2 separate regions of the Homo sapiens genome follow, and region 2 is linked to region 1. Evidence: chromatin contacts called from ENCODE Hi-C or POLR2A ChIA-PET data. All regions are on one chromosome and are shown on one strand. Each heading gives the region's core, a stretch centred on a gene start or an enhancer-like site at or near the end of the contact. The rest is flanking DNA. Distances are from core to core; before and after follow the strand shown. Region 1 has its middle 15 kb from the start of IRGC. Region 2 holds the start of KCNN4 (potassium calcium-activated channel subfamily N member 4).

Region 1 (3,557 bases), core at 539-3,038:
TTGAATAAGATAATCCACTAAACTATATCAGTGCTTTCTGAAAGAAATGTAATGTAAGACACGTGTGTAATTTAAAATTTTCTGGGCCAGGTGTGGTAGCTCACACCTGTAATCCCAGCTCTCTAGGAGGCCAGGATCGCTTGAGCCTGGAAGTTTGAGACCAGCCTGGGCAACAGAGGCAGACCCTATCTCTACAAAAAATTTTCAAAATAATTAGCTGGGCCTGGTGCTACGGCCTGCAGTCGCAGCTACTCAGGAGGCTGGGGTGGGAGGATCACCAGAGCCCAGGAGGTCGAGGCTGCAGTGAGCTGTGATTGTGCCACTGCACTCCAGCCTGGGTGACAGAGCGAGACTCTGTCTCATTTTTTTAAAAAAAGTTTTTAAAAAAGGAAACAAACATTGCACACGAGTGAAAACACACCTGTAACATACGTGTAAGGTAGAAAGAGTGACAACGAGAGAGAGACAGCCGTGACCAGCTCCCAGCTCAAAGAAAAGAACATTCCTGATGAGCTTTCACGAAGGACATGGACTCGAGGGGCTCGCGGGCCCTGTGCGTGTGCAAGGCGCGCGCGTGTGCGCTTGGGTGCGCGCGGGGGTGGCCTTCTGCCTGCGCGCGCCCCCACGTCCCCTCCTTGCACCCTGTCTCCGTCTCGGCAGGCGGCCGGAACGTGAACGTACGCGGCTGCGGCTCCCGAGACCTGTGCAGCGCCCTGGACTGGACCCACGGGCTCTCTGTGCTCCCAAGACACTGGCTGTCGAGCCACTGCAGCCCCCACCGCCGCGCCGTCCTAGAGTCCCACTGCCGCTCGGGCGCCGCGCCCGGCCTCCGCCTCTCCCTCCCGGTTCTGGTGGTAGTCCTGGCAACCGCGACGCTGTGCTAAGGAATCCCGCCTGGACCACCCCGCCGCCCGGGAGGCCCCCTCCACCTGCTTGTTCGGCACGTCGCTAGATGGTGCCCTGGCTCCCCTCTGCTGGGGCAATGCGGAGACCTGGAAGCCTCTGGTGAGAAACTCAGGAAGCAGGGATGAGCTTCCTCCCTCAGACTAGCGTTTCCCAAAGCCAGACCTTCTGCTCCAGACTCAGGGCTTACTCAAGGCTAAGTCCTCTTTCCTCACACCAGGGTCCCAAAGGCCATGCCTCCATCAGCCTAGGGTGTGTCTTCCCCGCTCAGACTAAGGCCACTCACCTGCTGCTGAGATCAGGCGTCTGCTCAACTAAGTTGGGGCGGGGCGCTATACCTCCCCCCTCAGATTAGCACCTTCCCCAAGGCCAAACCTCCTCCCTCAGAAGAGGGCTGTTCTTCTTCCTCAAGTTACTAAGCCTCCTTCTTCAAACGAGGGGATACCCAATATCCGGCTGCTCCCAGACACCAGGGATGTGTCTCTTCTCCCACACATTGACAAGCAACTTCTCTTTTGTTCTCCCTGTTTGGGGTCTAGCAAAATCCTGGGCAGCCAAGGCGGGGCTTGAGGATCCGATACACCCTCTTCCAAGGTTTTCAGAGCAGCCTCCTCCACCCCCACCATGGGCCAAGACGGGGCAGGGGGCATGGGTGGGGTGAGGAGCCCCTCTTCTGTGTGGGCCCAATCTCCCAGCTGTAACCAGATCTGAATGAATCACATCTCACAATGCCAAGTGGTTTGAGTTTCCTTTTTCTGAAGTTTTAGCCTCAAAGAGGGCCCTGATGTGGTCCTCTCTCCTCTGAGGCCAGGGGAGGTTAAGTTACTTCAACTGGTGAACCTGGAGGGGACAAACCGACAACAGTGTCTGGCCAGGGTGGGCATAAGACCAAATGCTGCATCTGGAACTGAACTCAGAGGATTGAGCGGAGAAGTGAAACTGGGTTGCTCACCACAGGCAGAATGCCAGGAACCATTTGCTTTCTGCTGAAAGTGGCTGAGCGCAGTGGTTCACGCCTGTAATCCCAGTGCCTGGGGGCTATGACAGTGGGAGGGAGGGCTACCTAAGAAATCACTCCAGGCCATGCACCAGACAGATTAGGCGGCGTGGCTCTAGGGGGCTTGAAAGAGACCGCCCCCGCCAGGCGCAGTGGCTCCCGCCTGTAATCCCAGCACTTTGGGAGGCCGAGGCCGGCAGATTACTTGAGGTCAGGAGTTTGAGACCAGCCTGGCCAATAGGACGAAACCCGTCTCTACTAAAAATACAAAAACTTAGCCGGGCATGGTGGCGAGTGCCTGTGTTCCCAGTCACTCAGGAAGCTGAGGCAGGAGAATCACTTGAACCTGGGAGGCGGAGGTTGCAGTGAGCTGAGATTGCGTCACTGCACTCCAGCCTGGGCAACAAAGCGAGACTCCGTCTCAAAAACAAAAACTGAAAGTAACAGAAAGCCCAACCGAAAGAATAGAAACAATTCATTTAACATTCATCTAACAAATCTTTATCAGTCACAAGCTATGTATTCTTTTGTAAATGAGACACTGGCGATACAGACAAAATTCTGTGCTCTTATGGAAGTGGTATTTTAGTGGAGGAGACACATAATAAATAAATATCACATATCGTACATCACATATCAGTGAGTACTAGGAAGGAAACAGTGCGGGGAAGGAGAATGGGGAACGCTGCCAAAGAGATATGATCTTATACATGGTGAGTAAGAGCCTCAGTAAGGTGACGTAAGTAAAGACCTAATTGAGGAAGTAAAGACCTACGTGGGGCAAGGGAGAAGGCCATGCAGTTGTCTGAGGTGGGGGAGGAGGACATTCCAGGCAGAGGGAACTGGAAAGGCAAAGGCTCCAAGGCAGATGCAGTAAGAAACAGTTAATGTGGGTCAGACGCAGTGGTTCATGCCTGTAATCACAGTGTGATTTTGGGAGGCTGAGGTAGGAGGATTGCTTGAGGCCAGGAGTTCAAGACCAGCCTGGGCAATATAGCAAGATCCCATCTCTACAAAACATTGAAAAGTTAGCCTAGCATGGTGGTGGACTACAGGTATAGCTGTAGTCCCAGCTGGTCAGGAGATCAAGACCATCCTGGCTAACATGGTGAAACCCCGTCTCTACTAAAAATACAAAAAAAAAAAAATATTAGCCAGGCGTGGTGGTGGGCACCTGTAGTCCCAGCTACTCGGGAGGCTGAGGCAGGAGAATGGCGTGAACCTGGGAGGTGGAGCTTGCAGTGAGCCAAGATCGCGCCACTGCACTCCAGCCTGGGCGACAAAGTGAGACTCCGTCTCAGGAAAAAAAAAAAAATTAAAATAAAAAAATTGAAAAAAAATAAAAGATCTTTAGACTCAAACAGACCTGGGTTTGTGGTGTGGATTCACAATTTATCTGCAGTGTAGTCTTGGACAAGTTTCATAACATCTCTGAGCCTTGTGTTCCCATATTGTAAGGTGTTATTGTAAGGTACATTAAGCACAAGGCTTGGCCCACCCTAAGCTTTCAACCAATTGAAATAGTCATGTCTTCAGGTTGTTAATCATGAGGACTGTGCTATTATTTATCCACATTGTATAGAGGAAGAAACTGAGGCTGAAGGAGGCTAAGAGACTGCTAGTATGAAGAACATTGGGACTGAACACACATCTGTCT
Region 2 (3,557 bases), core at 273-2,772, 80 kb after region 1:
AGATCCAAGTCGGAACATCAGACCCTCAGGAATCTACCCAATCTTCATATCAGTGTCCGCATCTGGCCCTACCAGCCCAGTTCCACAACCCTTCTGCCAGAGAGGTCTCCAGCCCCTCCTTTCCTGTTGAGCAAGTCTGTTCTCCCCTCAAGCCACTTATTCCAACCCTTGTCCTTGATCTGCCCCATCACTGGCCTGACCAGGGCTGGAATGTGACGGGAGCCTGCTGAGACCTGCCCTGACCCCACTTTCCCCTTTCTTCCCTACTCACCACTCATCTTCGGAGTCAGCCCCTCTTCCCCAAAAGCAATCAAAACCCCCTTCTCCTTAAGACTCAGGAATCCAGGACCCAGCCCCCTCCTCTCCTGGTACCTAGGAGTCCAGGCCACTGTAAGCCTACCTCTCCACTATTTCCCTGACTAATCAGCATGCAGATTTGGGGAGAAATTGAGCTTGTTAACAGTGGAGACTGGGTTGGGGTTGGTGGGGGGAGGCAGGTCGGGGGAGAGGTTTGTTTCCCATTTCCCATCCCCACCCCCAAGGCAGTTTTTTCTGTCCTTTGCATCTAAGGCACTGGGTAAACATTAGAGGTTAGACAAGGACCAAAGAGCTGCCGCCTACTGGAAGAACTTTGTCTTTCCTCCACTCTCCCTTCACCAAACCTGGGGCTACCTCTCCCCTTATTGGCTCTTGGGGGGCTTGAGTGTCTGATCAGCCACCCTCTGGCCTCCAGGGGTCCTGGACCTCTGGCCGTCTAATGGCAACATCTTCAAAGACTGAAACACTGAAACAAATATTCCCTTCCTTTTGCAGAGAAGGACCCCAGCAACTGTCTCCTGGGAGCACCCAGGAGTCCCAGCCAAAGCCCCTCCTCCCTCAGACCCAAGAGTCTAGGCCCCCAACCTCTCCTCCCTCAGATCCAGGAGTCCTGACCCCCAGCCCCTCCTCCCTCAGACCCAGGAGTCCAGACCCCAGCCCCTCCTCCCTCAGACCCAGGAGTCCTGACCCCCAGCCCCTCCTCCCTCAGACCCAGGAGTCCAGGCCCTCAGTCCCTCCTCCCTCAGACCCAGGAGTCCAAGTCCCCAGTCCCTCCTCCCTCAGACCCAGGAGTCCTGACCCTCAGCCCCTCCTCCCTCAGACCCAGGAGTCCTGACCCCCAGCCCCCCCTCCCTCAGACCCAAGAGTCCTGACCCCCAGCCCCTCCTCCCTCAGACCTAGGAGTCCCAGCTCCCAGCCACCATGCCCCACTCACCGAGCACCCCCCGAACCACAGCATCTCTGCATGCAGCACCATGAGTCCAATGCCAGTTCCTGCCAGCACCAGTGCCCAGCCGGCCAGAGACTTCTCCTGCTCCAGCAAGCGCTTTCGGCGTCTCAAGGCCCCCAGGCCAAGCACCAGATCCCCGCCCATGGCCCCCGGGGTCTTGGGGCTCAGCCAGCTTCCTGCCCAGGGTCCCCCACCTCGCAGCACGCACAGGGCAGCCACTGTGGCTTGCAGGTCGTCAGCCTGCTCTGCTGGCTCTGGGACTTTTGCTCTGAGGCACAGCAGAGCCCTGTGCCCTCTGGGGAGTGGTGACGGCCAGGCAGGGCGGGGAGGGGCAGGGGAGGCCCCAGGGTAGGGGGAGGCTCCCCAGCTCCCCCTTTTGAGAATAAGGAGGGGCTAGGGTGTGTCTTGGGGCAGAGCAAGAAAGAGACGTCCATCCACGTGGATAAAGACACACACAGACACACGATGGGCTTTGTCACACACAATGGTCTGTACTTTGTGACACACACCTCTACTCACCACACCCAGACACCGAAGGACACTCCACAGCCCAAGACGGAGACTAACACACCAGGGCACACAACACAACCTACACAGAGTGACTCACAACTCCCAGCAAGCTCTGAAACCCACAGCCACACCCAGACACCACACACATGGTGTGACACACACCAGCACTTAGCAAGCAGGCAGTATCCCGTGGCACACACAGCCACCCAAACACCGTCCACACACAGGCACAAATATTACACTCAAAGTTGTCACAACTTTCTCTGACACAAAGAGCCACACCCAAACACCACAAATAGGACGATGCACAACTGTGGCCACACAAACACAACATACACCAGGTGTTACACAAACACACAATATATATTAAAGTAGTGACGCCCTGATGCCACACACCACACACCGACACAAACACTGTGCAGTCCCAGTTTCCTAAACACTACACACCCTTGGAACGAAACCCAATACGTGTAGACACACAACATTTAGGGACATACCTATAGTAGCCCCCAATCACCCAGAGCTAGAGAATTGCACATACATTGTGGCGCCTGTTGACTCGAACACAAGTGCTCGCAGTGATGATTCAAAACACGCACTGATTCAGCATGCTCTGATGTGTGGTGCGATTCAAATGTATGGTCAGAGGACAAGCTGAGTGGATGCATGCAGAGACCTACAAGGTACAGCGACACACGGAGAAACCCAAGAAGCACATGCCTGAAGCAAGATGATTCTGGTATATTCTGGCCACACAGGACAACATCCAGGATGATGCCCTGGGGGAAGGGGATGGGGTTGGACCTTCATAGACCCCAGTGCCCAAATGCAACATACGGCTGGGTGCAGTGGCTCATGCCTGTAATCCCAGCAGTTTGGGAGGTTGAGGTGGGAGGATTGCTGGAGCCCAGGGGTTTGAGACCAGCCTGGGCAACATAGCAAGATCCTATCTCTAAAACAAGCAAAAACAAAAAAACAAACGCAACATACACCATCACCTCTGAGCCATGAGCCACACCCAAACATGACATACAATACCTCCACACAACCCAACACGTTATATTCCAACATGCGTGGCCACACAACAACATACGCGGAGTAATACACCAGCACACAGTAACGCAAAACACATAAACACAATGTTTTCCAACACACCCAACCTTCCACAAACGACCACATGTCCCATAAAACACCAGATGTCACCACTCACTGATACTACTGACACTGAGGTCTACCGCCACCCACACAACACCAGCATCGGGGGAGGGGGGTGTATCCTCTGACACAACATAACACACAGCTACACAAACACAAGACACTTGGGGTGGTTGGCACTCAGGGTGGGTGCTGGGGGCTGAGAAGGAAGAGGCCCCCAACAGGGACATGGACCCTGACGTGAGATACAGCAAATGCCAGTGTGGAATGTGCACGGTGACTCTCAGAGCAACACACAACATAGGACATCTCCATGTGTCGCAGCACGAGCCACTCATGGATCTGTACACCATACGCTCCGACACAGATCAAACCCTCCTGTGGAGACACACAGGCATGCACTGACCTGGTGACGCACATCACCTCCCAGCATCATGCACTGAACTGGTGACACTGCCCTTGGCCTCATGCACACCCCTCTGCAAGGAACCTGCGGACACAACCCTCCCCCTCCTTGTGTCCTAGGTCGTGTGGGACCCTGGACCCACCAGCCCCAGGGAAGCGAGACACGCACAGACATGTCTGACTGCACACCAAGGCAGCCCACACAAACACACCCAGAGAC

The links. A loop is a pair of places that touch in the nucleus more often than their neighbours do. ChIA-PET counts read pairs that join two places held with the same protein, here RNA polymerase II (POLR2A). Pooled maps may share reads with other maps.
Region 2: a loop to region 1 is called in a pooled map, with 5 times the contacts of the local background. The contact joins the promoter of KCNN4 here to the enhancer-like site in region 1. A Hi-C loop is called at or near these places in 2 of 37 single-sample maps with no recorded cell type and 12 of 50 pooled maps. POLR2A ChIA-PET finds 5 or more read pairs at or near these places in 5 of 52 experiments (AG04450, H1, WTC11 and 2 more).

The regions. Positions count from the first base shown.
Region 1 is chr19:43,698,888-43,702,444 of GRCh38, forward strand. It overlaps the pseudogene LOC105372412. Among named protein-coding and RNA genes, the nearest start is that of IRGC, 15 kb to the right of the region's middle. RefSeq lists enhancers at 1,557-2,057, 2,416-2,465, 2,476-2,525, 2,616-2,675. Within about 2 kb of position 1,789, at least 35 of the 41 ENCODE cell types and tissues checked have a DNase peak (open chromatin) inside an H3K27ac peak, as active enhancers do.
Region 2 is chr19:43,779,451-43,783,007 of GRCh38, forward strand. It overlaps KCNN4 (potassium calcium-activated channel subfamily N member 4), which reads right to left and starts at 1,523. Exons shown (of 9, transcript NM_002250.3): 1 at 1,253-1,523. The coding sequence starts at 1,411. RefSeq lists enhancers at 1-410, 769-898, 3,262-3,311, 3,452-3,557, a silencer at 1,505-1,774 and a cis regulatory region at 3,289-3,557.